2 separate regions of the Homo sapiens genome follow, and region 2 is linked to region 1. A link is an interaction called in ENCODE POLR2A ChIA-PET data of the cell type or tissue named here. Cell type or tissue: GM12878. All regions are shown on one strand.

Region 1 (4,000 bases):
TAAATTCTTAATTTGCTCCATATACAAAAATTAATTAACTCAAAACAAATCATAAACCTAAATGCAAAGATTGAAACCATAAAACTCTTGCAAAAAATATAGGAGAAAATGTTTGTAATCTTGGGTTAGGGAAGGGCAAAGTTTTCTTAAATACAACATCAAAATCACAACTCATAAGAGAAAAAACTGATAAATTACACTTCATCAAAATGAAGAACTTCTGCTCTTCAAAATCCAGTGTTAATACAATAAAAAGGCAAGCCACAAATTGGAATAAAGTATTTACAAACTATATATCTGATTAAGGACTTGTATCCAGTATTTATGAAGAACTCTTAAAACTCAATACTAAGGAAACATCTCATTTTTTTTAATGGGCAAAATTTTTGAATAGACACTTTACCAAAGAAGATATACAGATGATGAATAAACACATTAAAAGATGTTTAACATCACAGTCATTAGGTAAGTGCAAGTTAAAAACCGGAGATGACTACTATATACTTCTTAGAATGAAAAAAAGAAGGAAGGAAGGAGGGAGGGAGGGATGGAGGGAGGGATGAAAGGAAGGAAGGAAGGAAGGGAAGGCATTCCAAATGCTGAGGAAATATGGAGATGTAGAACACTTGGAATTCAAATACATTTCTGGCGGGAATGTACAATTATATAGACACTTTGAAAAATAATCTTCCAACATATTATAAATTTGACCATATACTTACTATTCAGTCCAGGAATCCCACTGGGTGATATTTCCTCCGGTGAAGTGAAAATTTGACTTTAAAATTTTAAGCAAATGTTTAAAGCAGGTTTATTCGTCATTGCCCCAACTGGAAGCAACTTCAATGTCTTTCAGCAAACTTGGTCCCTGGATGGACTACACAGGTCAACAATAGAAAGCAACAAACTATGGGTACATGCAAGAGCATCTCAATTCAGCATTATGTTAAGTGAATTCAGACAGTATCAGAATGCTACATACTATATGATTATATTTACAATAATTAGTGAAACTGTAAGGGTAGAAAGTGCATCATTGCTCACCATGGGGTGGAGGATCAGGGGAGTGGCTGACTACAATGACCATGGAGAATTTGGTGGGCTGATGGAACTTTACATTTTGACAGTAGTGGTAGTTAAATGACTGTATGGATTTGTAAGAAATTGAGAAATTATACATGCAAAAATTTTACTCTGTGTAACTTATAATCTAATAAGAAAAAAAATGATTTAAAAAGAGCCAGCGACCACAGTGGTAACACATTGGAATTTTCCTCTCACTGTTTCACTGTTTGTTTTGGGGGCTCTACTGAAGAGTAGAGAGATCAGAGCAGTAGATTCTGGTTTTGCTGTACCACTAAGCAGCCACAGGTTCTCAAGATCATGATGACTTTCCCCAAGAGCTATTGTGGAGGCCAAATCAGATAATGTTTCAGAGACAGTTTCACAATATAAGAAGCCCTATACTTGACAAAGTACAGTTATAATTATGTATAATATTTGGCAGTGATAAATTCTTCATAGCATTTTCCTGTTTCATATCTCATAATCATTCATTAATTTGGCAAATATTACTTGAATATTTTGGCACACTCTTGTCCCCAAAGTGTTCTAGCTCCAGGGAATGATAGATAAGTAAGCTACAGTCCACTGCCCTTGGGGAATTCAGAATCAAGGGTGACAGGTAGACTTATCAACAAGTCCTGTAATAACATATGATGAAGCTGGTACAGAGATAAATATGAGATAAAAAGAAGTGGTTCCCAAAAGAATGATTAAAGTTCTCCTCCAGGGGTGGACCTTGGAAAGTAATCCAAGAACTTGGAAAGTCTTAGATATCATTTATAGGAGTTTAGAATTTAACCTATAGGTGGAAGGGAGCCACTGAGGGTTTTAAGTAGTGGTGGCAACACAGCAGATGACGTTTTAGAAACATTATCTGGCAACGGTGTGAATTTTTGTGCACATACGTGTTGGGGTGTGGATATGCATGTGTGTGAGAAGGGATTTGGGCATTGGAGGCAGAAAGACAGGTCAGAGACTTGTCAAAGTTAAATAAAATATGTAGAGATGAATCCCTCAACTTAATCGTCAGATTTCATTTGGGATACAAGAATTGCAATTCGGGGAAGAGTCACAGACCAGATGGTCTTTGGTATGTCTGAGAAACAAAGAGAAGGTTTTATAAAGAAGGGAAATGTTATGTATTGTCTTGTGAGAAAGTTCTTTGGTATTAGTAAAGTTTTGGAAAGCTGGAAAGCTCTGATTGGTTACTGACAGCAGTGGGTAAAATTAGTCATAGAATTGCAGCAGGTGGTTGCAGCAAATATTAGATAAAACCAGTTTCGGGTTACAGCAGGTAGTTTCAGCACCTGGACTTGCAGAGAATTACATTTTTGGAGCAATGTTGTGTGCCCTGAGTGTTTTTTTCCCCCAGCTTCTCAGCTGTTTCAGTTGGGTATAACAAGAATGACCCAATTTGTATGATCGACTTTCACAGACTGTTGGGTGAAAAACAATGAGAATCCAAACTAAGGCAATTGCAGAGCGATTTTAGAAAAGGAGACTGCTTCAAGAAATATTTTGGGAGTAAAATCAGCGAGGCTTATTGTCTAATTCCATGTTGAGGAATGGGAGACAGAAGCTAACTCAGTGGATGAAGATACCGTTTAAACAGTGTAAGGCCGGTACGAGGAAGCTCGGATTTGGTACAGAAGAGGGAAGAGGAGGAAGGGGAAGGGAAAATGTTTGACAGGTTTGTGTTTGAAATCCTGAGATCAATGTGTGTGTAAATGGATCTATGGTTTAGAAAAGAAATCTTAGAGACACAAAGTTGGGTGTTATCAGAATACTGGAAATAGATAAAGCCACATATACAATAACTTACTTTTCTCGTTCCCTAGTTGGAAGAAATAACCAAAGACACAAGTAATATTCACCCGGTGATCAGATATCACAGTGAAATGACAAAGTATCATGCCTTAGTTTTTGCGAGTGTAGATTTTGTTCAGTCCTTGTCTTCCATTCTGTCCTTCAAGCATGTGTTTTGTTGTGTTTTTGAGTCTCCCTCTTCCACTAGATTGTGAACTATTTCAGAGAGGCTTATTTCTTTCTTACCTTCAGCTTTAAGCCTCGTGCCTGGCACACAGCAGACACTCAAGTTTTTAAGTGATGTGACGACTGGTGATTATCTATTGACTTTCCCCCGTCTCGTTACATAGAGCATACTAATTTGCAAATGAAAAAAGTGGGCTTATCTATGCTAACCCCTTGGCTGGAGTTAAACTATAATTCATAATTTATTTTCAATATTAACCCTCATTAAAATATATAGGGTACTGCCAACATTTTTAGAAACTCTTACCAAATGTAAATCGAGTTCAACACCTGGTTCATTCATTTTTTAAAAGTAATATTGTTTTTCTTTGTTTTCATAAGATTTAAAACAAACCATCATTACTGCCTCAATCTTATTCACCCAGTGTTTTTTGGTGAAGTATTTGAAATGTATTGCTGTCTTTCAAGGACACTATTAGAAGGCCTTCTGAGCCAGAGGAGGCTGCCTTCTGCTTATCGGTCTTGTTATCAGTGACAGTCATTGTGGAGGATGTAAGTTGAGAAATAGGAGAGGCATCACTTTGACCACAACTGTGTGTCAGTCTCCTGAATGATTTTCCCTCCTGTTTTGAAGTATCTGATAATGACTTCTTAGAGGGTCTGGAAAGAAAACACCTTCTCTCTGCATTTCCCTTAGATACTCTGCATAAGCTGGCCTTGTATGAATGCAATAATTTTCCAACCAATTGTGGCTGGTGTCACAACCAATTCAATGCACTTCTGAGATTGTTTATCCAGATGGAATAGAAAAATGTGGTGCAGGGCTGCTGCATGGGACCCGGGAGCCAGAATGGCTGACTTTTACCCTGACCTCACTTTGTGCTTGTAGACAGAGTGGGAATCCAGGTTCTTGGAGCTCTCCTGTCACCCCTGGGCTAGAGAA
Region 2 (4,000 bases), 63 kb after region 1:
ATAAAGTACTGGTTGATTCCCACTAAGTTTATTTTATAATATGCTAATTATTCATGACCTGCATTTGGAAAAACACCAGGCTAAACACCAGTGCTCAGCAGGAGGGATGGTAAGCTCAGAAGCGAATTAGAAGTTTATTCCTTGATATGATTTGGCTGTGTCACCACCCAGATCTCATCTTGAGCCGTAGTTCCCATAATCCCCATGTGTCATGGGAAGAACCTGGTGGGAGGTAATTGAATCATTGGGGCAGTTACCTCCATGCTGTTCTCGTGATAACGAGTGAGTTCTCATGAGATCTGATGGTTTTCTAAGGGGATTTTCCCCCACTTCACACTGCACGTCTCTTGCTGCCTCCATGTGAAGAAGGATGTGTTTGCTTCTTCTTCTGCCATGATTTTAAGTTTCCTGAGGCCTCCCCAGCCATGCTGAACTGTAAGTAAATTAAACCTCTTTCCTTTATAAACCCAGTATTGGGTATGTCTTTATTAGCAGCGTGAGAACAGACTAATACATTCTTGTTATAGCTGCTTACTCTAAGCTGTTCCCTGAAAAAAATGGCAAATGCTATATTTCATGGCACTTGCAGACTCAGCCACATTGACAAATGAGGCCTGCTCTGCCTTAGAAATGTGTACTGTGGATTACATTCATAATCCTCACACTTTAGTTCAAGCAAATGGAGACCCTGAGACTGTGTCCTCACTAAATAGGAGTAAATCACTGGCTTCCCCTGTATGGGCTGTAGTTTAAACACACAAGATTTTACTGGCTTTCCATTTTGCAGTACTTCACAAGAGCTTTGCTAGCCAATTAAAGCATCACAGTAGGAGCTGGTCAGTTGGAGTTTGATGGGGGAGCAGATTTGCTCTGTTATGGGATAAAGAATTTATCTCAGGAATTAGGCTGTGTATAATTATGGACAGTGCTGGGGGAGCCAAGGTCCAAGAGGAAAGACAGAGACATGGTGACTAACCAGTCAACCTGAGACGTCAGCAGTTAAAGTGGGACCCCGATGGGGAGCCCCTGGAAAGGTCCTTGGGAGCTCTTTCTTCTATGTGGCTAACACATCCACGGGGTGGCAGCCAAGCATCTGGCAGTGGACCTGGGGCTGCTGTGGTCCCCTGGGCAGCTCTTAGGGAGGAGAATGAGGATGAGGGACCCTACCTGACACCTCCTTGTTAGTCTGTCATCCACTGTGTAAAGAGCTTCAGAAACAGTTGTCCTGCTTCACCTGTACCTTCCAGGTCACACACAGGTAGATGTCTCTTTGGCCATTTCTAATTCAGAGCCACGAAATGTTGGGATTTTGGGGACAATCCTCAGCTTGACCAAGTTGATAAAGAACAACCCAGCACCTATGAGGTTACTGTAAAATGCAGATTATTATTCTAAATGCCCTTAACCGTCATCTTCCAAAAACATAGTCTAAATACTCATGATTAATTTCCCGAATCTGCAAATAAAGACATTAGAGTCACACTTTATAGTTTTCAGGGTCAACCATTGTGTCCAAAAGCCTTAAAATAATTCATTATCAAAATCCAAAGATTTCTCAAGGTAGCTTAACAAGAACACTCTTACTTCTACTAAATAGGCAGCAGTTCAGATTAAGTTGCTGCTATTTTCCTTATCTTGAACATTTGCTCAGTGGTAGTTTATTCAACAGTCAAGTTACAGAAAGGGGAAAAAACTGATAGTACTTGGGGAAGGATGAAAGCCGAATTTGAAACCTAGAAGATGGCAGGTGACGGAAGTACCTGTGCACACCTGGGTGGACCTGTGTCTGTCCTCCTCTCTCTTCTCCATCTCTTCTCTTTCAGCCTCTTTTTACCAAGAATCAATAAACTGCCTTTTCATCATTCCTTGCCTTTCCATTTTTCCTTCCTTCCTTTTCCCATCAAGAATTGAGATTTTGGTATCCACAAAGTGTGCACATTAGGATCATGAAATGACCCCTTGAACTGTTGGCTGTAGCAGCATGCTAGGTTTCTGAAAAACTGGGTTGTTGAGGGAGAGGGGTTGCATGGAGGTGTTGGTGGAAGTGTACCCTGTATGAGAAAGTGGCTCTGTCTCGGGGGTTGCAGAAGTGACAGCTGGATGTGGCAGTTGCTATGGATTGGGAATTAGTTACATTAAACAAATCACTGATGGGGAACTTAACTAAATATATTAAGGATAATGGGAGCCATGTTTGTCACTATCAGAGCAAAGATTTACAAAGCAGAGGCTAGAAAGAATCCTGAGCAGTTAAACTCAAGTTGAAAGTACCAGAATGAACACGTGGGTTTTAAAAACACAGATACACAAGAAGATATGGAAATAGTTGTAAAGGCATATGCGTGTGTGTGGAAATATATGCAAAGGACTCTGTCAAATAAGAGGACCCAGAAGCAATGTCGCCCCCGTAACAATGCTACTCCAAGTGCCCAGCTCTGAATACCAGGGTGCACAAAAAGAAAATAGGGCTTTCTGAAGGAATGGAGCCCAGAGAGTAGAAAGGCTTGGAGCAGAGAAAGTAGAAGACAGGCCTAAAAACCTTACTGTGTCAGAAAGTAGAAGAATGCACAGTGAATGACAAGGACATTTCCCAGGAGCCAGCGTGGAGGGGCCCTCACAACTCAGGGGCAATTTCAGCATCAGAATTGTAGTTTCAAATACAGTCTATCTAATAAAAGAGAAGTTCATGCATCCACACTGATATTACTTAGCTAAGAAATTGATTTATTGGAGGTAAGAGGAAGTGCTTACTTGCAAGTGCTTACTTGCAGCCAAATACCAATTCATATTTAGGGGCATCAATGACCACCATTAGGCAGCCATCATGACAGTTAATACAGGCAGGAGTCATTAATGTCTGCTAAAGTTGGTGGGTGGAAGCTTGATAAGGCAGAGGACATTGATGCAATTTCAGAATATATCCTTACAAAGTTCAAATCACATACAAAGTAAACATGATGACCCAGCAGACAAAGCTGGTGCACGCCAATTCGACTAGGTGATCACGGTGGGATGAGCTGGGGACTTGTGCCTCCCAGTGTGTTGAACTGAGAGCAGTACAGCACCATGTCTGTGTATGTTTTGCAAGAATTCATGAGCCAGGTTGAGGATCATCCTCCATAATGAAAGACGGTACTCATTCAGATTGTCAAAGGCATGAAAGACAAAGAAAGACTGAGGAGTTGTCCCAGAATGAAGGAGACTAGTGAGACACAAAAAACTGAATGCAACACATGCTTCCCAATGGGATCCCAGGCACAAACAAGTACAAAATGCTGTGAGTATGTGTGGCAAAATGTGAATGGACTGCACATTGGATGGCAGTGTTGTGTCAATGCTGGTTTCCTGTTTGGGAAGATTGTATGGTGGTTGATATGGTTTGGGTATTTGTCCCCACCCAAATCTCATGTTGAATTGTAATCCCCAATGCTGGAGGTGGAGCCTGGTGGGAGGTGTTTGGGTCATAGGGCTGGATCTCTCCGTGGCTTGGTGCTGTCTTTGTGATAGCAAGTTCTCAGTAGATCTGGTCATTTAAAAATGTGTGTCGGCCAGGAGCGGTGGCTCACTCCTGTAATCCCAGAACTTTGGGAGGCTGAGGTGGGCGGATCACGAGGTCAGGAGATTGAGACCATTGTGGCTAACAAGGTGAAATCCTGTCTCTACTAAAAATACAAAAAATTAGCCAGGTGTGCTAGTGCACACCTGTAGTCCCAGCTAATCAGGAGACTGAGGCAGGAGGATCGCTTGAACCCAGGAGGCGGAGGTTGCAGTGAGCCGAGATTCCACCACTGCACTCCAGTCTGGTCAACACAGCGAGACTCTGTCTCAAAAAAAAAAAAAAAAAAAAAAGTGTGTCACCTCCCCACTCTCCCACAACTCTCCGTCTCTCTTGCTCCTGCTCTGGGCCTGTGATGTGCCTGTTTCCCCTTTTACCTTCTGCCACGATTGAAAACTTTCTGAGGACTCCCTAGACACCAAGCAAATGCCAGCACCGTGGTTC

The links. Peaks named below come from ENCODE experiments on the same cell type or tissue, not always from the same donor. Only the 100,000 strongest peaks of a DNase experiment are listed, where the experiment ranks them.
Region 2: POLR2A ChIA-PET joins it to region 1 with 5 read pairs; 3 of 35 experiments call an interaction of 5 or more read pairs at or near these places.

What each region holds. Positions count from the first base shown.
Region 1 is chr18:10,949,449-10,953,448 of GRCh38, reverse strand. The region is part of intron 3 of PIEZO2 (piezo type mechanosensitive ion channel component 2); the gene reads left to right. Among named protein-coding and RNA genes, the nearest start is that of MIR6788, 190 kb to the right of the region's middle. RefSeq lists enhancers at 1,302-1,451, 3,684-3,843. In GM12878, no CTCF peak of the experiment used is centred here; DNase peaks (open chromatin) are centred at 1,328, 1,978, 2,178 and 3,638; H3K4me3 peaks cover 1,806 bases; H3K27ac peaks cover 4,000 bases.
Region 2 is chr18:10,886,915-10,890,914 of GRCh38, reverse strand. The region is part of intron 4 of PIEZO2 (piezo type mechanosensitive ion channel component 2); the gene reads left to right. Among named protein-coding and RNA genes, the nearest start is that of MIR6788, 130 kb to the right of the region's middle. In GM12878, a CTCF peak has its summit at 1,091 (motif pointing right); no DNase peak of the experiment used is centred here; H3K27ac peaks cover 731 bases.